Linked DNA regions of Mus musculus: region 2 is linked to region 1. A link is a loop called in an ENCODE intact Hi-C map of the cell type or tissue named here. Cell type or tissue: gastrocnemius. All regions are shown on one strand. Links, peaks and the distances in the headings refer to the core of each region. The heading gives the core; the rest is flanking DNA.

Region 1 (12,625 bases), core at 2,244-10,243:
TCACTTATTGAACCTGGAGCTCTAGTTTCTGCTTGCTAGTCTAGCCAGCCAGCTCCTGTTATCTGCCTAACTCTTCTCACCCCGCTTTCCACTGCTAGAGGCTACGGACATATACACCATGCCCAGTTTTTATGTATGTTCTGAAGATCTGAATTCGTGTCTGCATGCTTACATAGTAAACACTTGACCCACTAAGACATTTTTCCAGCCCTATATTCCGGATCTTATAAACCACTGGCTTGGCACTTTGGTATGAACTCTCAGACACACCAGAAGAGGCCACCAGAACCCATTACAGAAAGTTGTGAGCCACCATGTACTTGTTGGGAATTGAATTCAGGACCTCTGGAAGAGCAGTCAGTGCTCTTAACTACTAAGCCATCTCTCCAGTCCAGTATGAACTATCAGAAGGGTGAGACACCACACTAGAAATGGCACTGGGTGGAAGAACTGATCCTGCCATCGGCCCTTCATGAGCTCCACCTCACTTTCACAGGTGAAGAGTTGGGACTCAGATCTCTGAGCTCTGCCAGCTCAAGATGATAGGTCAAGTCGGAAGTTATGGGTACCCACCAACATGAGTTTATAAGGGTAGCTCATTTTGTAGCCTTTCTGGCCAAATGGACCAAGCCTAGAGAAAGATGGGTTGGTGCAAAAAGCCTGGACGGCAAGAACCAGGCAATCAGCTTACAAGAGGCAGAAGTGCCAGGATGTGTTTGTGGAAGGTGGGGCTCTCTCTAGGCAGTAGCAACTAGGACAAAAGATGTGGTGGTGAGGTGAGGTGGCATTGACAATGTCTCTCCTTTTCTTTCTGCACACAGCCACCACAGGCACAACCTTTCTTACCTCTGAAATCACATGCATGGTCTCTGGCCCTAGCCAGGTATCCAACATCTCCTTCAGAGATCGGCCAATCTGGGTCAAAATATCAGCTGAGGTCTCCTTCTTCTGTTGACCAGGTGAGGCAAACTCTCGATGAGACTGGGCTGATGCGGAGTGGACGAGGAAAAGGGCCACGAGGACCATCAGGACAGCTTTGAGCAGATGTCTGCTCCATAACGGAGTGCTGTGTGCGCCTGCCATGTTTGTGTCTGCCAAGACAGGGCCATAGGGTAAGCAGTGAGCCAGAACCAATGGACATTTTTACTCTCCCAACTGATCTGTTATTCCCCTTCTTCACCCCTGGCCCACGGCAGACATCCCAGCCAAACCTAAAATCCACTGTTTACCAAAAAAGATGAACCACAACTTGGAATCTATGCTGGCACAACCATCTGATTTACAGTTTCCTCTTTTGTATTCTCTACCAGATCAATACACCAGCAAGTACTACCCTATGCCGTTTGTTTGTTTGTTTGTTTGTTTGTTTGTTTTTCGAGACAGGGTTTCTCTGTATAGCCCTGGCTATCCTGGAACTCACTTTGTAGACCAGGTTAGCCTCGAACTCAGAAATCCACCTGCCTCTGCCTCCCAAGTGCTGGGATTAAAGGCGTGCACCACCACCGCCTGGCCCCTGTGCCTTAAAGTAGCCAAGCTCTCACTGCAGACTCTTCATCTGAAGGCCTGTCTCTACAGCGTAGGCACCAAGAACAGACATGACTTTTAAATCTCTAAAGACTTCATTCTCAGAAGCTCATAATGTACTTAAGCCAAAGATGATAGGGAAAAGTCACTTAAAAATAGCAAATAAGTAGGATTACCACTTTGTACACCAATATAAAATAGAGCATTTACAGGTTAACAGAGACACAAGAATGACTGCATTTGCAACAGTATCTCCGCGGGGCCATTATGCAAGGTGGTTTTTGTCCCTGGCCCCTGTGGGCACAGGTGTGAAGAAAGAGACTGCAGGTAAGCACTTGTGCAAGGGCACTGGGCTTAGAAGGATTTCAACCCAAGCCTCTGCTTCCAAACCCTACCCTTGGTGGAGGATAAAGTATTCAGTGGATCGCAACTGGGGCTGCTCAATGACATCACCTGAGAGTGGCATGTCAGTGTCCCTATCTAAGCACACTGGTTCTAATGGCACTATCTCTGTGTGACCTGGTCATAGAGACCAGCTCTTCAATAATTCTAAAGCTGAGATCCATTCTAAGGCCAAACGCTGTTTCTTCCCCACTGTTACTCCACAGTCAACATAAGATTGCAGTGACTACCTGTGCGAGGTGTTCTGTTCTGTTCTTATCCTCAGCAAGCAAGCAATCCCTTCTGCACTGAACATCTTCTAATTCAACTAGTTTCTGACACTACCAACCTGAAGACTGAGTCATGTCCCTTGGCCTATTTGGGAGTGGGAGTTGAAGCCATTCTGTGTCAATGATCATGATCTAGTATATACATACAGACATACATATAAACACACATACAGCAGTTTGGTTTTTGTCTACCTTCCTGGCTCAGAGCTCACACATTTCATATAATACACAAAAAGAATAAAGATTCCTTTGTCAAAGTAATTAGCCTTTTAGCCTGGCTTCTGCAACATCTTCAGAGATGAAGGGTGAAAGACAGCCCTTTCCAACATGCCTTCCATGATAATAAGACCATTTTTAGAGCACTCCCTAGCTAACCACAGGATTAGGGAGGTAATTACCAAGGGGACCAGCCATGCCTTTAGAGGGTTGAGATTCTCATCCCTAACCTCTGAGGAGGAAGGATGGCTAATGACTGAGTTAATTCCTACAACCAGGGATTTGGCAGATCACACCTAACTAATGTGACCCTTCTTTAGGGGGTTATCCTTTCCAGGGTGATTTCCCATTCTTTTACCCACTGATACACTGCTAACCTCTGAAGAGAAGATGTATTATAGTGATTAAATGTCAACTGTTGCTGGGGGCAGGTAGCTAAGTGACAGATGCCTTGCCTACCATGTGCATGGCCATGGGTTCAATCCTTAAAAGGACAGACAGAGACAGACAGACAGAAACCAACCACTAAAGAATCTTTTTTTTTTTTTTGTTTTTTGAGGCAGGGTTTCTCTGTGTATCTCTGAGTGTCCTGGAACTCACTCTACAGATCAGGCTGGCCTCAAATTCAGAGATTCACCTGTCTCTGCCTCCTAGTGCTGGGATTAGAGGTATATGCCCCCATCACTGGCTTAAAAAATCTTTATATGTATAGAATCCATAACAGCTGGTGAATTTTGGGTTATATCAGGATGTGTAATATTATTCTTTGTTCCTTAATTCTGTGCTCCAACTAATACAAAACATATAAATGGCTCCAGAGTCTAACTTACTCACAAGTAATATCCATCTAAGAACTATAGGAACTAGCCCCAGGAGGTTGGAGTCAAGGTCTATCATGGCATTTTGGCCAGAAAGAAAAAAAAGGGGGGGCTGCATGCCCCAGGTGAGAAGACCCCACTCAGCATGTAGCACCCCCACCCTATACCTTCCTCTCTACAAACCTCTTTATATAACTACATTCCATAAGATGGAGACTTGAGGCCAACACCCCTGTTTTCTCAGAGGCAGGCCCTGAATGAATCTGATTTCTTTCCCACCAATTCTTCTCTCCCAAGTGTTTGCTTTCGGGCAATGAGAGGCAGGACTTATGTCTACAACTTTAGATGCTAGCTTATTTTATCTGTGCTCTGTCTGACTCTAAGTCAAGGTTCCTCGACCTCTCTGTCAGGTTCAATTAACTGGCTGAAGAGAGTCAAGGGTTCAGAGAAGCGCTTAGGTTCACTGGATAAGCACAAATACTTAAAGGATACTGATGAACACCAGCTGTAAAGATGGTAGCACAAGGTCTGGAAGAAGGAGTGCAGAGCTACCATGCCCTACCTAGGTACATCACCCTCGGAAGGTCTCCAACATATGTTAGCGATCTGGAAGCTCTCTAAATCTGGTCTTATCTGTATTTTCCTAGAAGTTTCATTATATTATATAAGTGTGATCAACAAAATCTCTAGCCATTGGAATCAACTCAATCAGTAGTCACCTGTTCTCCTGAGAGGTACCAACAAAAGAGTTGACATGACTGGTTCCCCTGGCAACTACTCTCTCTCTCTCTCTCCAATCCTTTAGCTATCTACAGGGCTTTCTTAAAAATGGAAATATTGACATGGACGGTATATTTGAAAGGGCTGCTTTCCCCCTTTATCCTCTGGAGATGATGCAGGAAGCCATGCAAAATGCTGATGATTTTGACAAAGGCAACGTTCCCATGCATTAAATTATAAGAGATATATGAGATCCGAGCAAGGAAGGGTAGATGAAAACCAGCTGCTGGTGTGTGTGTGTGTGCGCAAGCAAACTGCTGGTATCACACCACGATCTATCACACCACTGATGCAGAATGACTTCAACTTCGTATTGCCAAAATAAGCAAAGGGTTCAGGAACAGCCAGCCCTTAACGAAAGATTATCAGGAATAAAAAGCAAGACACTGGTCTTGCATGCACTACTTTTCTCAGTCTGACAGATACTTATCATTGAGTAGGCACCGTCATCCCAATGATGAAATCAAGGAAAGATAGGCAGTGTGTGGGAAAATCAAGCTATGAGTTCAGATAGATCTACTGAGCACTCCTTCTTGGTCCACAACCTCTTTGCTGAACTGTGTTCAAGTTTAGAAGTTACTTATAAAGTCACATAACAGATTATCCATAAGCTCGAACACACTTGGCATTCACCAACCATCTCTGGGAATTATGGCGAAAACTTGCCCAAGCACCTTGTGCTCTGTGCTCTGATCTCATCCACAACATGATGCCACACGTGAGTGAGGAGTCAGCAAGCACCAACCTATTGAAGCAGGTAAGGAGTAGGTAAGAAGAATGTTTGCAGGCCCACTTCTTCTTTGCCACTCTGCTGAGAAACGTCAAAGGACTCTAGTAAATCCCATTCTACCTTGGCCTCAAAAGGACACCTGCAGCTCCAGAGAGGTCCTGTGAGTCAGAGCTTCTGAGCCGAGGCTGAGCCGAGGCTCTAAGGTGGTGGAGAAGCCAGGGTTTGAAGTATGTGTGGTTACCAGAGTACTGGGGGGAATTGGCTGCAAATCTAGAGTCATCTGGATAGCAGAGAGGGAATAGAAAGATGTTCCACCATTTGGGCAGAGAAGGCGCAAAAAAAAAAAAGACTCTAAAAATACTTCATTGGGGTAGCTTCTGGACCAGAAACAGCTGCCTGACACACCCCGCCCCCCAAGGTCAAATGGAGTTGCAGGACACACAATTCAAGTGAAAAAGCCTCAAGCTGAAAGAATCTTCTTCTCTTTGGCACAAATCAAGAGCCAGATGGTTCCTGCCTGCCACTGGTAGGAGCTGCGGAAAACATGGGTTGGTTCCTAAGGTATCTGGGTCACAATCATGATTGGGGCCCTAAAGAACAGGCCTGCTATCTTGGGTTGGATCCTATATCCAAGGACCTCCAACAGGAGGAATCAGGTGTCGTCTCTTCCCTACTAGAAGGTCAGGGTGACATGAGCTGCAACTCCCACAGCAGCCTGTTCTCTGGGCCAGTTTCAACTTAAAGCAGCCACCTGCCCCAGTCTAGGGAACCTTGAACTTAACCCCTCCACCTTGAGGACAGCACTGCTCTTCTAGGTGAGCTGAAGTGTGCCAGAATCTCACAGGATTCTGGAGAACACTGGGTGTGAAGAAAACTGGCAAGCTACTTTCTTCATCAGTTCCTCTTCCTTTCCTTTCCTTTCCTTTCCTTTTTTAAGTGAGGCTCAGGCAATATGAATCTGACCCACCATCATCATGCTTCCTCATGTCTCATCAAGAACTTTGCAGTTTTGCTCTTTAAGTCAGGGCCTGATGTAGCCCAGGCTAGCCCGAACTCCTCATGCTGCTGATGACTCTCAACTCCTGATCTTCCTTCTTCCACCAAGTATTGAGTTTACAGGTATGTGCCACGTGTGTGTTACCTGTGTGTTGCACTAGGAACTGGACCCAGGGCTTTGTATATAAAAGCAAATACTACCAATTAAGGACATACATACTAGCACTCATCAAAATATTATTAATACAGAAAGATGCTATGGCCATTAAAAGACAAACAGCGTTGGCCTCTGAAAGATGGGAACATGTCTGAAACGTTTTTGTTTCCTCAAACAGGAGGTACTCCACACATGGAAATGTGTATAAGTTATCAAATTTTAATAGTGATTCGTAATTTACTAAGTGTTGTCTACTTCATTTAATTTTTATGACAATCTGTGTGTGTGTGTGTGTGTGTGTGTGTAGCTGGAAATCAAACTCAGAGCTAACAGGTAGGCAAGCACTTTACCACTTAGTTACAAAAGAACAGTGTGTGTATACAAGTGTGTATGTTTGCATGTGTGGAAGCCAAAGACCAACTTAAACAAATTGGTTCTCTCCTTCCACCATGTGGGTCCCAGGGATCGGACTCAGTTCATTAGGCTTAGTGGCAGGTCCCTTCCCCCCATGGAGCATCTCACCAGCCCTATAGTTATCATGACACCCCATTTTGCTGAGAACAGAAATAGGGACCGTGTCCCCAAGTCCAGCAGCTCAGGCTTGCCCTTTTGCTTGTCCCACACGTCCACACTGCCTTGGTAAGACCTGCTCTCTGCCTATGGGAACATACCGTTCCATTACCTACCATCGAGCGTAAAGCCGAAGACACCCAAACCTCCCAAGAAAAGCCTTCATACTGGAAGATGACCCACCCGCTGAGAGTTTACAGGTTACACACCAAGAGAGTAAGAAGGGACAGCCAGAGATAGCACTGAGACTGGCCACTCCTGTTCAGACAGCTGCAATTCAGCTTAGTAGGGACAGTCTCAGCTGGGGAACTGCTTTACTTACTATGGTGGTGAGACGTCACTCTATGTTCAGCTGTGGTTTGCTCTGCCAGGGCGGGGTGGGGCTGTCCACACTACCTCCAGTCAGTGCTCCTTCCTCTTCTTTTTCCTTTCTCGCTATAAATCACTACAGGGGCAAGAACTAACTTGGTGCCCTCTGCTGGCCCCCACGGTTCCTTCACTACTCACTGCAGTCCTGTGGATCTGCAATCCTCACTCTGGATTGCCCATCTGACCTGCCTGACTAGCCTGTTAAACAAGGGTGTTTGCCCCACCCAGGCAACCCACTCAGACCCTCCCAGGGAGGAGCTCAGCCTTTTTGTTTTGTTTTTAAAGCTCCCCAGGATTCCTGAGGCATAATCAAACAGTGGTTGCAAAGATCAGCAACGCAGAGAAAAGTCTACTTTAAGCAAAGCCTCCTAAGAGCTCTCTGTACAAAGGACACAGGTTCAGATCTATCACAAGTTAGCCGCCACTACCTTTACACCTGTTACTTAACCTATCTGAAATTCAATCTCCTCAAATGTAAGTTCTGTTGAAACTGGGTTAAGAGTTACTTCAAGAAGTTAGATAATTTGTGCAAGCACTGTGTTCAAAGTTTGTCCCACAGCCTCCCAGTGACTCTCAGACTAACTTGACATTAACTTTTCTTGGAATCCCCAGCACCTAGCATAGAATGACTAAGTGCTTGCTAAATGAGTATCAGAAGCCCTGCCAAGAAGCCACAAGTGTAGGACATAAAGACATGGAGAGGTGGCGGGGGGGGGGGGGGGAGGGAAGGGGAGGAGGTTATTTGAATAGTCAGTCCAAATATACGACAGCCACATGAGAAGCACAGCTGAGATAGAAGGTCCTAAACGTGGCGAAGTCACCACTAAGGAGAATGAAGTCAGCGTTCTGGCAGGTCGGAGGCAGCCCTCGCTAAACCCCTGACAGCTGCTACCCAGCAACTGTTTGTGGGGCAGGGTGTTTGCAAAGGGGGGGGGGGGGGGTGTGCAGCCTTGCCGCTCCCTTCCCAAGGCCCAGACTCCAGGCAATAGGGTCAGTGGCATGTGCTATTTCGAACAGCACATCCCCTGCCAAGCACTCCATAGTGGCGTCGCGAGGCCCATGAGGTCAGGATACCCTGAGGGGGGCTCCAACTGAGGCGGCAGGAGGCTGGACCATGGGGCTGGGGGAGGTGTGCAGTTCGGCACTGGCCTCATCCCCCAAATCTGGCAGCTGCTCCCTCCGGAGGGCTAGACCTCAGCGCTCGAACCCACTCATCCCGGGAAACACTCTCCTCCAGGGTTACCTAGTAACAACGCCCCTGGTTGCATAGCAACGAGGATCTGGGTCCCATACTTGTTAAGCCCCACGTTCCACGTTCGACCCCTCCCCACTAGGGCTCGCAAGGCCTTGCGGCTCCGCCCTGTTACCTCCTGCAAATCTGTCCTTTAAGCTGCATCTACAGCCCTGGTCTCGGCCCTCACTCACCCTGCTCCGGTCACCGCTATCCTTCACGTGGGACTTCGCTAGAAAACGCGCCACCAAACCGGCGCCTCAACTCCCGGGGTGTTGGTTTATAGTCTGCGCATGCGCGGGGCGGTCGACGGAGGAGACTGGCAGGTCTTTCTGGCAGGCATCGTGGACGCATGCGCTCTGCTCGCTCCATTATGGTTTGTACGTGTTTTTTCCCTCCCAAATATTTCCAAGAGAAGAATGGCGCCGGAAATTGGAGTTGGAACGGAAGCGAAGCCTTTGGCAGGAAAGGGGAAAGAAAGAACTGTCGAGGCTGTGGCGTGGGTAGAGTTGGTGCTCGATGCGGGATTCGGTGCAGATCCGAGTCTACAACGCATTTAGGGCGGCAGTTTCCTCCCGGGAAGTGCAGTTCCTAAGGCGGGGCGCTGGCGAGCACTTGGAGGGCTGAGAAACCTTTCACGCTAAAAATGGCACATCAGGGGGGAAAGGCACAAGGTGTTAGTGGGCACATGAACGGTGTACGGCCTTGGAGAAACTCATATGCTCTGGAAGAGAGCAAAACCTCACCCAAAATGTGTGGGTGACCACCAAAGCTTTGCTTACAATTGTTAGGGAAAGGAAAGCAACCCAGGTGCCCTGGGGTTATTTTGTTTGTTTGTTTGTTTTAAACCTTAGAACACTGAGGTAGCTTTGTGGATGAGGTAGGCAGAGATGTAAAAATTGTTTAAAGGTTTATTTATATGAATACACTGTAGCTGTCTTCAGACACACCAGAAGAGGGCATCAGATTCCATTACAGGGGGTTGTGAACCACCATGTGGTTGCTAGGAATTGAACTCAGGACCTCTGGAGGAGCAGTTAGTGCTCTTCACCGCTGAACCATCTCACCAACCCATAAATTTTAAAATTACGTGTAGTTATGTATTCTATGCATGCGTTCGGGTGTGCAGGCACAATACAATACTCCTATGGAAGTCAGTTCTCTCCTGCTGTGTGGATCCCGGAGATTGAATCCGGGTTGTCAGGCGTGCCTTAGTGGAAAAGATCTCAGGGGTGGTGGGGGTGGGAGTGGTGTTTTTGGTTTCTTTCTAGACTTAGTTTTAGTTTGCAAGTGCCTTTTGGGAAATTAACATAGGCACACATATTAGAAATGTATGGGAACATTGGAAGGGAAAGGAGGACTTCCCTTAGGAGTCTTGTTAAAACCTCCCATCAACTGAGAATCAAAAACTACTTTAGGTGTTTCTCTCTTCCCAGCTGTAAACCTACAAGTTTCTAAGAACTTCACTAGAAACTTACATTTACAGTAAGAAAGACCTGTCCTAGCCCTCCCCTAAAGGGTGCAATCCTAGTGGCTCATAGTTATATTTTACTAGATTATATTCCTAACCCAGTCACTTCTGGAGCCATCCTATAATATCACTAATCAGAAAGAGAGAAAAGGATAAAAAAACCAATTCTTAACAACCCTTTTAAGGCATAACTTGAGAGCTGCCAGGATGTTTTATATGGGCTAATGGTGTGACACTTATTTGTGACTCCCTCTTCAGAATCCTATATAAACACTTGGTTATGTCTTACTCTTTTCCTGGTCTCTGTCTCTCTCCCCCACCCCCTCTGTTAAATCATGTTCCTAAAAATATGTATCAACTTATCTTTAATAAACTTCAACTCTGGTTCTTTTGACTGGTAGGGGACTTGAGACAAAGTTTCTTTGTGTAGCCTTAGCTGTACTGGGACTAGCTCTGAAGACCAGGCTATCCCTGAACTCAGAGAGATCTGCCTGCCTCTGCTTCTGGAGTGCTGGGATTAAAAGTGTATACTACTATTACCGCCCAGCTAGCCTTACTTTCTTTTCTGTGTTGAAAGGATCAAGTTTTACCTGAGTCAAGTCCCTAAAAGATGGAATTGGAGAGATGGCTTAGTGGTTAAGAGCAGTGACTGCTCTTCCAGAGGTCCCGAGCTCAATTCCCAGTATCCACATGGTGGCTCACAACCATCTGTAATGGGATCTGATGCCCTCTCCTGGTGTGCATGAAGACAGACAGCTACAGTGTACTCATAAGAATGAATGAAACTATTTTTGAAAGGAAAACATAAAATTATTAGAAGAATGTGCTTTTGTCTTAATCCCAGGGGTAGGGATGTGAGGCATGGCTTTGCCTGCTGCAGATAGTTTCTGCAATTGTGTGACATTTGGAATTCTGTGAACTTTGCAGAGGGTATATAAATGCTAGCGCTCAGGCTGGAGAGATGGCTCAGCAGTTAACACTGACTGCTCTTCCAAAGGTCCTGAGTTCAAATCCCAGCAACCACACGGTGGCTTACAACCATCTGTATTGAGATCTAATGCCCTCTTCTGGAGTGTCTGAAGACAGCTACAGTGTACTTACATATAATAGATAAGTAAAATCTTGAAAGAAAGAAAGAAAGAAAGAAAGAAAGAAAGAAAGAAAGAAAGAAAGAAAGAGAAAGGAAAGAGAGAGAATAAAAAATAAAAATAAATGCTAGAGCTTCCTGATTGGCAGTAGTGGTTATTGGTCATTTAGGGAGTTTGGTTGTGGTTTGTTAGTAGTGCCAAAGAAGACACAAAAGGAAAGAAATTAGATTCAGGGAGTTTTCTAATTTTTCTCTCCCTATCTTTGTTTCTCTCCTATCTTCTGTTAGGAGGTAAAGTGGAGGTAAAGTGAGGAAGAGGGAGAACTCACAAAGTAGCAAAGATGAGTTACAAGTGGTACACAACGTGGGGCTTGAAAGTTAAGGATAAAAATGAGATCTTGGGGGCTGGAGAGATGGCTCAGCAGTTAAGAACACTGACTGCTCTTCCAGAGGACCAGAGTTCAAATCCCAACAACCACATGGTGGCTCACAACCATCTGTAATGAGATCTGATGCCCTCATCTGGAGTGTCTGAAGACAGCTACAGTGTACTTATTTATAATAATAAATAAATCTTTTTTTAAAATCTTTTTTTATAATAATAAATAAATCTTTAAAAATAAATATTTTTATAATAATAAATAAATCTTTACTGTAGCTCACTTGTTTCTGAAAGCGTTTCAGAGTTGACTGGGCAGCTGCAGAGGCTGCAAGTGGAGGTGGATGCACTTGGGAACTGAGGAGCACTGGAAAAGAGAAAGCAAAGTCTCAGTCCTGGTGACTGATCCTGAGAGTGGGAGCATCCCACAGGAGGGAAGAGGGAAAGAAACTGTACCAGAGTAGGGTCAGGTCAGAGTAAAGCTGAAAAAGTGGGATGACAATCTGATGAAACAACCTGTCTTGAAAGAGGGTTGCTGGGCTTTGGTGGCACACACCTTTGATCCCAGCATTTGGGAGGCAGAGGCAGGCTGATTTCTGAGTTCAAGGCCAGCCTTTACAGAGTGAGTTCCAGGACAGCCAGGACTAGAGGACTACACAGAAAAACCCTGTCTCAAAAACCAAAACAAAAAAAAAAAAAAAAAAAAAAAGAAAGAAAGAAAGAAAAAAGAAAGGATTAATCTCAAACCAGCTGCAATGCCAGAGTTAGAGGTGGGCTTTGGTTAGAAGTTCAGCATCAGCTTTCCTAGTAGTCATGCAGCATATGCCTGCTAATGTGTGAAACAGGTTATGATGAGATAGGATGGCATCCTATAGAAATGACAGATCTAACACATTTTAAAGAGGCTATGCTTTCATATGGGATGCACTCGCCTTATATGAAATAAATTCTAAATAACTAGTTTACTCAAAATTGAATTATTCCCCAAGACTGGAAGGGATTGTTGACTGCTGTACTAGCGGTTAGTCCTCAGTTGCAATGGTTAACATGTCAGAGGGAAGAATATTGGATAGTGAAACAGAGCAAGGGGAATGAATATAGTAAAAAACCAGTTTCTAGGTGAAGGATGGTACTGTGACATACAAGAGCAGATTCAATTTGATGATGCTACTATAGAAGAATGTTGCTTAATGACTTTAAGAGCTTATGACAAAGTTGAGGAGTCTGGAGGGAAAGTCCATCTCATTTATAAAGATTATACAAGGCTCAGGAGAAGCTGTCATTGATTTTTTTTTTCCACAAAGATTAGTCTCAGCAGTGAACAAAACTGTATCAGACCCTGATACAAGACAAGTGTTGATAGAAACCTTGGCATTTGAAAATGCAAATACTGGGGCTGGAGAAATGGCTCAGAGGTTAAGAGCACTGACTGCTCTTCCAGAGGTCCTGAGTTCAATTCCCAGCAACCACATGGTGGCTCACAACCTTCTGTAATGGGATCTGATGCCCTCTTCTGGTGTGTCTGAAGACAGCTACAGTGTACTCATCACATATATATAAAATAAATAAAATCTTTAAAAAAGGGAAAAAAAGAAAATGCAAATATTGATTGTAAAGAAGTTATTG
Region 2 (12,625 bases), core at 3,003-11,002, 73 kb after region 1:
CTGTATAGCCCTGGCTATCCTGGAACTCACTTTGTAGACCAGGCTGGCCTCGAACTCAGAAATCCGCCTGCCTCTGCCTCCCAAGTGCTGGGATTACAGGCGTGCGCCACCACTGCCCGGCTGACTTGAAGCCTTTTGTGCTAATATAGCCTCAGCTGTGAAATTTGCTGCCACCAAACATGATAAGCTCGGAGTGAATGCTTCTGGAAATGAGATACTCATGCCCTAGAGGGGTGTGCAATAACAAGGCCTTTTTGTAACAAATTCAGATTATTCTCCAGTTTGGGAGATGTGAAGGTAGAGAACTGGGATTTGGGGATTTCTGTTAAGTGTGGCTTTTCTGAAGAGTCAAATGTTCTTAGAGTCATAGAAGAATGGAGATGACATCTGTAAGAACACTCTAGGGTGGGCTGAAACATTCCAGGAGGGGGTAAGTGCAGGGACAAGGAACAGAAGATTAAGCTGAGCCATGAAATGCTGAAAACTGTTGCAACTGGTGATAGGACTCCTAAAACTCAGCTCTTTCCTTTTCTGTAATAAAAAGTAAAAATAAAATGAAGACAAGCCTTCATGTCTGGTCTCTCTCCTACTCCTTGCTGAGTGTGCTGGGTGTCCCATGGGCCTGTTTTCTCCCCCATCTTATCCCTAGAACTCTAAGGCTCCTCAGCAGATCCGTTCACAGTGGCCCTTCTGCTTCCTACACTAAAACCTTGACTCCTGTAGGAGTTCCTTTTTACCTGCCTGTTATAGGGTAGCTCAAGCCAACCCTGTGTCTAAAGGCTTGGTGCATGCTGGGCAGTCTGTTGCTGACCAGACAAAGGTCAATACGGCCTTTCTGAGCCACCTGCTTCCTTCCTAGGAGTCTGGCACACACAGTTTGGAACCTGGCACCAGGCTTATCCATAGGCATCCTGTTTCTGTCCCCTTCCCACTGTAAGGTTCAATAGTGATACAAACATGCTCCTCTCCTGCCAAGTTCGCCAGCTGGCTCAAGACCCAGCTTCCTAAACACAGAGCAGTGGTGCCTTGTGGACTTCCTTTCTACTCTTAAAAATGTGGCTCGTGACTGCAGTACTGAGGCAGAGTTGATGTTCAGCACTAGTTACTGGAGATGGAAGACAGGCTCCGAGCCCATTACTCACTGCCTATGCGAGCCTGTGCAAGGAAGCCTCTCAGCCACCGCGCCCTTCTGTGTGCGAGCCCGTCTGGCTGGTCACCCGTGGCCATCAGTGGCCTGTATTGTGGTTTGCTCGGACAGGGAAAAGGAACAGCTTCAAAGTTTCTCCGCTTGGTGCCTTTCTCTTTAAGCCTCACTTTCCTCTGTTTAATGGGGTGTGCTTGCGGGAGGGGTTATCCCCTGCGCTTAGGATTTAAGAGTATAACAAAATGACTTCTGTAAAGAGCCTGCACGGAGCCTCGCACGGTCCACCCTTATTCAACGTCATTTTCTTAAAATCTCTGATGCCCTGCTCCCTTACTCTTACGAGTTCTTGTCTCTGGCCAGTAGCTGACACTTCAACTGAACCCTACTTCTCCTTCTCCAGACACTGTCACAATGTCTCCAGACATTGTCACAGACACTGTCTCCATCCATGTCACAACAGTGGACATTTCAACTGAATGCCACTTCTCTTCCCCTGCTGCCTAAACAATGTCCTTTCCACATGAGCCTCCTTCCTCATTCCTTTACTGAGAAATCTAAACTGAGCACTCCCATGCCCCAGCACTGAAGGGACAGGGAAGACCTCATGTCTTAAGAAGGCTGGAACCCAAGGGAAGCTGGCCACCAGAAGCAGGTTAACGGGTTCACTCACACGCTTTGCAATCAAACCTATGCTCCCATCCCGTGTCTCAGTTAGCCTCCTTGAGCCTTGGCTTCCTCAGATGTACAACACCAATCCTAGTAACACCTGCTCCAAAGGGTAGATGATTACATGTGCTGCTGGCTATGAAAGCCTCTCTCTTTGGCCATCCTTACCGTGATACATAACCAGTGTCCCATGATACATTTTTTATCAAAGACAACAGCTAGCAGACAACAGTGGAAAGGACCTCACTATGTTCATATAATGGCCGCCTTTCTTGCTCTGCCTGCCACACGAGATGTGGCGGACAAGGTAAAGGTGGCACGTCTATAAACCCAGCACTAGGGAAGCAGAAGCAGGTGTATCTCTGAATTTCAGGACAGCCAGTGCTATACAGTGAGACCCTGCCTCATAATAAAAAAAGGATGGGAAGAAAGCTCAAAAGAACACCGTCTAGGGCAGACATTAAAGAAATGATCTTTGAGGATCTATCTCCCTCCCCGACCTTAGGGCATTTTGACATTATGATCGTGTTTGTTAATTTCATTCGGGTGAACTCTTTACAACCCTTGGATTGCATTCAGGCGAAGGCAAGGTCCAAATGTACTAAGAACCCAACACATCACCCATGCTACCCCCACTTTACCTCTTCTTGGAGCGGTCTTTCCACACACGCCCGGATTTGGGCTTCCCTTTCGGAATTACAGGAAGCTCCTCCTTCTCTTTCAATTTCTTGGACGCTGGGGCCTGGGGAGAGGCTATAACTCGCTTCTTTAGGTTGAGACTTTCTGTTACTGTCTCTCCCGCCGGAGGCAGCTTGCCTGGCTCCAACTGGCGCTCTGGGGAGCTAGGTGCCTGGACCGTCAGCTCCTGTGCTGGCTGAGAGGGCTCGGGACCCGGTGCTTGCTGGCCCGGGCAAGGCTCGGGGGATCCTGGGATCACCTCCTCTTTAGCGTGGGCCGCCTCAGAGTCCAGTTCTCCCTGTGGGGGAGGTAATTTGGATGGCTGCTCTCGTTGCGGGGATTCCGGGCTCGACTCTGTCTGTCCTGCAGGTGACTCCAGGCCCAGATCTTGATGAGGTTGAAGGGACCCGGGGTGAGGCTCTGGCTGCCTTTGTGGGGACCCATCGTCTGCATCCTGTCTAGGACCGGGTGATCCGGGGCTCGCCTCTGGCTGAGGTCCGGGAGACGGAAGGCTCAGTGGTGGACAGGGCGATCCGGGGCTCGTCTCTGGCTGAGGTCCGGGAGACGGAAGGCTCAGTGGTGGACAGGGCGATCCGGGGCTCGTCTCCGGCTGAGGTCCGGGAGACGGAAGGCTCAGTGGTGGACAGGGCGATCCGGGGCTCGTCTCCGGCTGAGGTCCGGGAGACGGAAGGCTCAGTGGTGGACAGGGCGATCCGGGGCTCGTCTCCGGCTGAGGTCCGGGAGACGGAAGGCTCAGTGGTGGAACTCTCGTAGACTTGAGCTCTCCTGTTTCTTCTGAGTTCGACTTGAAATCTACAAGAGCCCGTTTCGCCCGAGAGACTTCGGGGACAGGAAGGTTTTCTGGAGACAGAGGTTTTAGGCCTTCCAGCCGCCGGCTGCGCCTCAGCGGCGTATCCATGGCTCACGTGTAGCCTCTGTAGCCTTCGGAACTGTCGGCGCCTTCATATGACGTCAGACTCGTCCATTTCCGTACCGGGCAGGAAGCGCACTTGCGGTAGAGAGACCCGTGGGTAGGCGGAGCCGGGGATGAAGTCGGTCCCGGGAGGCTGGGCTTAGTAGACGCATGCGTGTTGTGCATGAGCTCAGTTACAGAGTTTAGTTGCTTGGTTTCTGCGATGCGTTTTTTGCAAACTGCGAGTTCTTGCAAGGGGATGGGGTGGGGGTATATTATACATACACACACACACACACACACACACACACACACACACACACACACACACATATAAAAATAATTTTTTTTTTCTTGAGAGAAGAGGTTGGAAAAAGGCGGAGGGAGTTTGTAGGCAGAGCCGAATCAGCGCGCTAACTTGTTCTGGAACTGCTGGGCCCGCAAACATCGCCTTTTCTTTTATCTTTTGTAGCACAGTAGCTTTGCGCTGTGTAACAAAGGGGAAGGTCCTGGTGGTCTTCCTGAGTGGGAAATCTTCAGTTTTTGAGTTGTCTCAAACGTTCCCATTCTTTTCACTTCCTCTTCTCTACTAGTGGGCCCAAGTATGCAATAGGTGGTTCTCATCTTTGAACAGTTTCAGTTAATCAGCAAAGTGTCAGGTCTGTGGCCCAGAAAACCTTGACTGCTTGTTGTCAATGTTGGGGGTTCACAACCTGTGCCCGAAGTCAGGTCTAGCTACCTTATCCTCAATAAGCCAATTGAAAGAGACACATTAAAAACTGGAAATCTTTAGAAAAAGGAGATTTATTCAATGTAGTCATACTAGAAAGAGGGGCAAAGAGATTCTGTGAATCACCCAAATTTGACCTCAGGGTTCTAAATTTAGATAAAAAATTTAGATAGAGGGCCAAGGATAAATACATCTGAGTAGTCCTTACCAAGGTATGACTCTGCCCACCATTGGCCCATTATTATCTGGGTTTTAGTCTCATCCTGTAAGGTGGTCTGACAAGCTTTTAGAACTCTGAAATCTTTTTCCAGGAGACAAGTTTCCCCTCTGGCTGGTACCTTTTTCTTCTCCCAGCATGAGAATTCTGGGGAAATTTTCATTTCTTTGGAGTCCTCTGTCTGATTGATTGGCTGATAGGCTAAGAGATGCAGTGTCGAAAGCCTTTAATCCCAGCACTTGGGAGGCAGAGGCAGGCAGATTTCTGAGATCGAGGCCAGCCTGGTCTACAGAGTGAGTTCCAGGACAGCCAGGGCTACACAGAGAAACCCTGTCTCGAAAAACAAAACAAAACAAAACAAAACAAAACAAAACAAAACAATTAAAACCTTCATCTCTGCCGGGATGGTTACTTGCTGATCCAGGAGGAGGCAGGGAAGATGAAGACCCAGAGAAACGTTCCTGTGAGCAAGGTAGAAAGCACAATTCTTGGACACACTCCCTAGGCACTGCCACACATGGAGTCAACCTGAGTCCATTCTTAGGGGTAGGGAATAGTACAGCTTCTACATGTCACTAGAAACTGTAGCACTCGTGTGCTGTAATTATATGTCTGGTATGGGCTGGTATGTCTGGTATGGTATATCTCCCCGGTATGGGCTCAGAGCCCGCATGTTCCTGATTTAAGGGGAGCTAAGGAGTTGTAGTTAGGCACCAAATCTCAGCCTCTCAGTTCTCAGAGGAGTAGGTTCTGTTTGGTTGCTTAAATTCCTGCCCCTGCTTGACATAGGGCTCTGGAGGAGATTATATGCCTTCCTGCACTCCTGCTCCAGGCTGCCACCCAGCCCCCTTCCTGGCTCTTACCACTGCCTGGAGGGATCATTCTCAAATGTTGACAAATGTTGATCAGAGAGCATAACTCAGGTCTAATTTTGTGTCTCTTCCAGGGTAGTAGTGTGTGTAAGAGAGATCGATTTTGGACAGAAGACTTTTGATCTGCCTCTATTACCTGTGCAACGTTCCACTTGAACCCAGCCTGCCTTTATCATTGCATGCACAGGTCAGAGAAGGCTCCTGAAATTTTCATAGTAGATAGCTTCCTTCCTCAGTTTCATCTTGTAGGAGGATAAGAAGGGGCTTTTGTTCCCCTCCCGCCATGAGACCTCAGCAGGGGTCAGCCCAGGCAGGCTCTTGTGAAGGTAACCTGGTAATTCACTCGCCCTCACTTTGCCCTGGCTCACTTTCCCATTCACTTATTGTTGTTTCTAGGGAAGGGGGGGGGGCACTTTGTAAACATTATTTGCATATAAATCCTCATTTTAAGAGTTGGCTCTTGGTAGCTTTCAAAAGCTCTCCAGGATCTTGAAGCTCCTGGCAAAACAGTGAGATGTGGAGTACTAATAAAGGTCTGTCTGTTTCTTTGTGTATGTCTATCTGGGCTTGTCTTTCAAGCTCCCAGTGTGTGTGTGTGTGTGTGTGTGTGTGTGTGTGTGTGTGTGTGTGTGTCTGTCTGTCTGTCTGTCTGTCTGTCTGTCTTATCTGTGGGTATTTACCTCTGCCTGGGCAAGGTAAGAGAGTACCTGGCTGACTGTCCTTGTCTCTTGATTCAAGCATGCATACCACTGTGTGCTCTTGCTTGTATAAATTTCATGGGCCCATCTATGTGTGTGTCTGTGCGCCTCTGTGTGTGCATCTGTCAAGGCAGACCATTGTACTAGGGCTGACAACCATCCTCCTGGCTTGGTATTCCAGGGCACTAAAGGAACTCCAGGCGACCCCTGGTAGGCAGCAAGTGTTATAGTCAGTGCTGGGGATTTAAAAACTCAACCGTGCTGCCCTGATAGGGTGAATGACTGAAGCCCAGAGGAGTATCTGATTCATATCATGGACCCATCTGTAGGCACTGGTTTCCTTCAGTCAGCAGATCTTAGGTTACATAAATAAACCAGGTCTTGCCCAGTCAGCACTTCAAGGCATGTGTGAAACTCAGCCCCTCCAGTGCATAGACCAGGGGCAGTCAGGGACAGGAATGTCTGCAGGAGGGGCAGTTGCCAGGCAACTAAACCTTCCATCTCTGTGACTAATCCTGGTTCACAGTGCCACTCACTGCCTGGCATTGGCCAGCTGCTTTATCCTTTCTGTGTCTTGGTTATCTTCTGGGGAACAGCAAGGTTTACTATGAAAAGCTGAGGCTTCAGAGTCAGACTGGCCAGGCTCCACTCCCACCTCTACTTATTTGCTGCGTGATCGTTACCAGTACCCAAGCCTCTCTGTGCTTCAGTTTCTTTATTAATAAAATGAGTCATAAGAACAGCACAACTGCCTCCCAGGGTTGTGCAGAATAAACGGCGCTGCACGGTACATATCCGGCAGCTGGCTTCTCTCTGCTACTCACAGTTGCTTATGTACTCAAAGACAGCTTTCCTATAGCTTTTCTAGAATCCTCTTTTAGTCAGGCTGAAATCTCCCATCTCTCCAACTGTCCCCCAGTTCTCCCACCCCCTCCCCCAGAGCTGACTGCACGCAGCACCGTGGGTCCATCATCTTTCTACTCCACAGTTCCCAGTAGTATGGCCAGCTCCCCATGCTCTTCCTGGCAGTAAGACAGCAAGCGGGCCTCCAGCGGAAACCGTCCAAGGAGCTCCAGCTGTCTCCTGGTGTTATTTTTGGATACTGTAAGTTCCCCTCCCCTCCCCCCTCCCCTCTCCTCTTCTCCCCTTCCCTTCTTTCTCACTGTTCCTGCTTTCACCTTCTCTATTTTTCTCCTTCCTTCTCCCCCCTCTGTGAAGCCATCTTGGTTAGCCTTGAACTCATGGCAATCCACCTATCTCATCTTCCTCCTGAGTAGGTGCTACAGATGTGAGCCATCATGCTTGGCTAGTACAGAACCTCTGTTGAGTTGTGTTGGGGTCTAGTCCCTCTAATGTAACCCTTGGGTCTGCCTCCTGTTTGGCAAGTGTGCACAGCTATTTTCAGGTGTATGTCCCGAGTTGGTTCCACAGAGTACATGGAGCAGGACAGGGGCCTGCTCTTACTGAGAGCGCTCATCTCAGACCCTGTCCCTTCGATCCATGAAATGCCAGGACACGAGTGGGGAAGGAGGGACTGAGTGGGAGGAGAAGCACTGGACCATTCAGTTGTGGCACTCACAGAGATCTGGGAAGCTGCTGGGTTGGGGTCACTCCAAAGCTCTCTGGTACCTGCTGCTCAGGGTGGAGAAAACAGCTTATCTCCAGATCTTCTCAAAGCATCTGTAGGTTTTGCTAAAACAAGAAGGGGTGCTGCTGCAGTTCCTTGGTCTGCAGAGGGTAGAGAATCTTGTATGTGTATGGGTGTGTGTGTGTGGAGTCTTTAAGCATGCTCCCTGATCTGCACAGGTCAGAGAAGGGGTTAGAAGTGACCTGAGCAGGTGGAAGAACGGAATCTAAGAAGATGGATATGAAATATGGATATTTGAATAACATGGATATTTTATATCCATCCCATTCTCTCCCTACTGTATCTGACAACAGTGTTTCTTCAGCTTCAGAAAGAATCAGTCAAACTGAAGGTGTGTCCAAGCCTTAGATGTTAGGATTCTGTATGTTTGGTATGGGGCCATGGGCTTGGGTTTCTAGCAAACTCTCAGGTGCTGCTGCTGGTGTTAGTGATGCAGTTAGTGTGGTGGTGCTGGTGCTGGTGGTCCACAGACCATACCCCGAGGATCAGTGTACCAGAGAAAGGGGTGAAGGAACCCCTGAAGAGCCTGCCTCCTTTGCCTTCCACACAGTGCAGAGGTTGAATTCAATAACACCCTATCATTCACCAAGAGCTGATTATTTCCCCTGTGCCCGATACTAGAAACAACCAGGGGAACAGTTAGTCATGGTCCCTGCCTCGGAGCAACTTACATCACTTTGGAGGTTCCTTTGGAGAACACAATCTAAAAGCCGTGAGGTCCTTTGAGCAGGAATGAGTTTCACCAATGAACAGGGGAGGTAATGGCATCTCAGAGAGGCCATAAGGCTTGCTCAAAGTCCACTCAAATGTGACTTTAACTCAGACCCCTCAGCTTGAGATCTCGCCCCATCACCTGATTGGGATGGGTGAGAGCTACCAGCAGAAGTGCGTGGGACTGGGCTTGAATGGAACAGTGACAGACCCTGTACACTGAGGTACCCTGTTACCAGAGGGTGTCATCTGGGGCTTGTGTGTAAAAGGAGCTCATCAGAAAGATGGGTAAATGCGTCCTGGCGTTGTACACACTAAGTTCTCAGGATCTGGTCAATGACAGAGTCTCAGACTAAGTCACTACCCTCCTCTCCCTCCTTTTGTTTACTAGCCTACTGTCTTAGTCAGGGTTTGTATTCCTGCACAAACATCATGACCAAGAAGCAAGTTGGGGAGGAAAGGGTTTATTCGGCTTACATTTCCATACTGCTGTTCATCACCAAGGAAGCCAGGACTGGAACTCAAGCAGGTCAGGAAGCAGGAGCTGATGCAGAGGCCATGGAGGGATGTTCTTTACTGGCTTGCCTCCCCTGGCTTGCTCAGCCTGCTCTCTTATAAAACCCAAGACTACCAGCCAGGGATGGTCTCACCCACAAGGGGCCTTTCCCCCTTGATCACTAATTGAGAAAATGCCTTACAGTTGGATCTCATGGAGGCATTTCCTCAACAGAAGCTCCTTTCTCTGTGATAACTCCAGCTGTGTCAAGTTGACACAAAATTAGCCAGTACAATTGACCCCTTGTCAACTTGACACACAAAAACATCACTAGTAAGCCTCAACCCTTACAATCTTATTCATCCCCAAGATCTAAATAACTTTAAAAGTCCCACAGCCTTTACATATTCTTAAAATTTCAATCTCTTTAAAATATCCATCTCTTTTAAAATCCAAAGTCTTTTTACAATTAAAAGTCTCTTAACTGTGGGCTCCACTAAAACAGTTTCTTCCTTCAAGAGGGAAAATATCAGGGCACAGTCACAATCAAAAGCAAAAGTCAATCTCCAACCGTCCAATGTCTGGGATCCAACTCACGATCTTCTGGGCTCCTCCAAGGGCTTGGGTAACTTCTCCAGCCAGGCCCTTTGTAGCACACGCATCGTCCTCTAGGCTCCAGATGCCTGTACCCCACTGCTGCTGCTGCTCTTGGTGGTCATCTCATGGTACTGGCATCTCCAAAACACTGCATGACCCCTTCAGTCCTGGGCCTTCAATTGCAACTGAGGCTGCACCTTCACCAATGGCCTTCCATGGCCTCTCACAGTACCGAACCTCAGCTGCTTTGCGTGACCCCTTCATGCCTTCAAAACCAGTACCACCTGGGTGACCCTTACATATTACCAAGTCCCACTGCAGCAGGAGTACATCCTTGGCCATCTCTGGAACACTGCCTCTTTGTGCTTTCAGAAAACACTTCCCAGAAGATGTCACCTCAATGATGCTGGTCTCTTCTTAATCACCGCTAATTTCTTAGCTCCAGCTAACCAGCATCAATAGTCCCAGTAATGCAAAGTTTTTGCTTGGTAGTTCTGGTATCTTGTTAATCACAGCTGATTCTTCAGCCCCAGCTAACCAGAACTACAGAATCTTCACAAACAAAACAGCAATGGCCCTGAAAAGAGTCTTTAATTTTCCCTCTGAAATTTCACAAACCAGAGCTCCATCTTCTGCAGTGTTCTCAACATTATCTTCCAAGCTCCTACATGACATCCGACAGAGCTCTTAACAACGGATGGATCTTCAAGCCCAAAGTTCCAAAGTCCTTCCACAGTCCTCCCCAAAACATGGTCAGATTGTCACAGGAATACCCCACTCTGCTGGTACCAATTTGTCTTAGTCAGGGTTTGTATTCCTGCACAAACATCATGACCAAGAAGCAAGTTGGGGAGGAAAGGGTTTATTCGGCTTACATTTCCATACTGCTGTTCATCACCAAGGAAGCCAGGACTGGAACTCAAGCAGGTCAGGAAGCAGGAGCTGATGCAGAGGCCATGGAGGGATGTTCTTTACTGGCTTGCCTCCCCTGGCTTGCTCAGCCTGCTCTCTTATAAAACCCAAGACTACCAGCCAGGGATGGTCTCACCCACAAGGGGCCTTTCCCCCTTGATCACTAATTGAGAAAATGCCTTACAGTTGGATCTCATGGAGGCATTTCCTCAACAGAAGCTCCTTTCTCTGTGATAACTCCAGCTGTGTCAAGTTGACACAAAATTAGCCAGTACACCTACTCTCTCTCTCTCTCTCTCTCTCTCTCTCTCTCTCTCTCTCTCTCTCTCTCTCTCTCTCTCTTTTGTTTTTTTTGAGACAGCGTTTCTCTGTGTAGCCCTGGCTGTCCTGGAACTCACTCTGTAGACCAGGCTGGCCTCGAACTAAGAAATCTGCCTGCCTCTGCCTCCCGAGTGCTGGGATTAAAGGTGTGCGCCACCATGCCCGGCACTAGCCTACTCTTATTTCCTTCACATCTGGCTTCTTGACAGCTCTGTTTTCCTTACAGTGTGATATCTACTTCAGTGGTGGTTGTCCCTCTCAGTCAGTGTGGTGGCTCGTCTCCACAACAACCCTTGGAAATGCTGTCTTTCTGTGATGCTTGGGATGGTGCCCAGGGTTCCACACATGTTAAACAAGGATTGTAACATGGAGCCATACCCCCAGCCTTTGGAGATATTGACTTGGTGACGAAGAAAGAGCACCCCAGAGCAAAGTATGAGGTTCCTTTCCTGAACCACAGATTAAACTGGTCCCTGGTTTAGTGGTGGGGAATCTCAGTTCTTCATTGCAGTAGTTGAAGACCAGCTCCAGACCTCAGCCAGATGGCACATCCAACCTCAGGTGAGTGAATCGGGTCTCTCTGAGTCAACAAACTATTTTCTGTTTCTTTGGCGCCTCCAAATGTCTAATGTTACCCTAGGACCAGGGCTGCCTGTGGGACTCACAGGATCACTGGGCATGGCCTGAGCTCACCGCCATCCTATTGTTTAGTTACATCAAGAACCGTTTGTCTTGTGATCATAAATCTGCATCTCAGATACTCTGACTCACTCTACCGAAGGGGAGTCATAGAAACAGATTGTTTCCTCCGCAAACACCATTTATCTGCAGGTTAAAAGGCGTGCTGCTAACAGGATGGTTAGCAATATTGATCATGCATTTTGCAGCAGGAGATTAGGAAGTCATAAACATGTTTAGGTTTCGCCGGTAGTTTAAGCCATCAAGATTCTGTCCAGAGTAGCTAGCACACAAGGGTGGTGCTTGCAGATCTTGTCTGAGTCTCCAGCTAATCTTTTTCTTCAGAGGTGCAGGGATGAAAGCTGGTCACTGGCCAGAGGGTTTGAATCCAGAGCTCTGCTTCAAGAACACTAGTGATTTTTACCCACACCTTTGTGTACTTTATCTAAAGCATGAGTAAGTTCCCACTGTAGCCTAGGCTGACCCTGTTCTTTCTAAATAAGCCAGAAGCTGCAGGTCTTTAAAAGTGCCTCTCATCTGGGTGTGGTGGTACACACCTGCAGTCCCAGCACTCAGGAGGTGGGAACACTAAGCGGACCAGGAGGTGGAGATCAGCTTGGATATAAAACAAAATAAGTTAATTAAAATAAATCAAAATAATTAAGACAAAACTAAAGAGGGCTTCTTATAGCGATAAAGCACAGATTAATCAGAGTGATATTTTCTGTTCTGCGCATCTCAACATAAAACAACACTCAGATGCTGTCCTCTTCTGCTCGTGTGGTTTCGGCTCTCTGCTTTTGAAATGACTCTGCATACATCTAGATAGACTTTCTTGGAGAGGTGTTAAGTACTGGGATTTCCAAAGCTGGCCTGAGTATGGTCTCCCCTCCATGTGATCTTCTTACTGTGTCGCCTGGACACCCCTCAGGTACTGGGATCTATGTCCCTCTTCTTCAGACTCCAGGATAACCCCCAGCTAATGGAATGCAACATTAGCATTTCTAAGGTTAGATCATGGAGGGCTGAGTACTTCTGCTTGGCTCTCATGGGGTGCTGGCTCTTGGAACTTTCAGCCTCCATGTTGTGAGGAAGTACAAGTCACCCTATGTGGAGAGATCGCCTGGAGCTGTCTTTGGTAGCCCAGCCAAGCTGCTGACACCCTTATCATCTAGCAGGTAGGAAAGGAGCTGCATCTGTGGTGATTCTATCCCCAGTTCACCAGGCAATCCTGACTTTGAGCCTGGCACCAACGGAGGTCCCAGAAACCATGAAACAGAGATACATTCTCCCTGTCCATATCTGTCCTGCCAAACTCATCCACAGTTATTTTTATACCACTAA

What was found. Peaks named below come from ENCODE experiments on the same cell type or tissue, not always from the same donor. Only the 100,000 strongest peaks of a DNase experiment are listed, where the experiment ranks them.
Region 2: it touches region 1 in a loop (5-fold over the local background); 8 of 42 quality-filtered maps call a loop at or near these places.

What each region holds. Positions count from the first base shown.
Region 1 is chr19:10,873,396-10,886,020 of GRCm38, forward strand. Tmem109 (transmembrane protein 109) reads right to left here and starts at 8,348. Exons shown (of 4, transcript NM_134142.1): 1 at 8,257-8,348; 2 at 847-1,091. The coding sequence starts at 1,083. In gastrocnemius, for the core only: CTCF peaks have their summits at 6,954 (motif pointing left) and 8,646; DNase peaks (open chromatin) are centred at 5,221, 6,933, 8,373 and 8,626; H3K4me3 peaks cover 5,170 bases; H3K27ac peaks cover 6,701 bases.
Region 2 is chr19:10,945,827-10,958,451 of GRCm38, forward strand. Ccdc86 (coiled-coil domain containing 86) reads right to left here and starts at 3,440. Exons shown (of 4, transcript NM_023731.3): 1 at 2,452-3,440. The coding sequence starts at 3,407. In gastrocnemius, for the core only: no CTCF peak of the experiment used is centred there; DNase peaks (open chromatin) are centred at 3,492, 6,408 and 6,953; H3K4me3 peaks cover 1,639 bases; H3K27ac peaks cover 5,592 bases.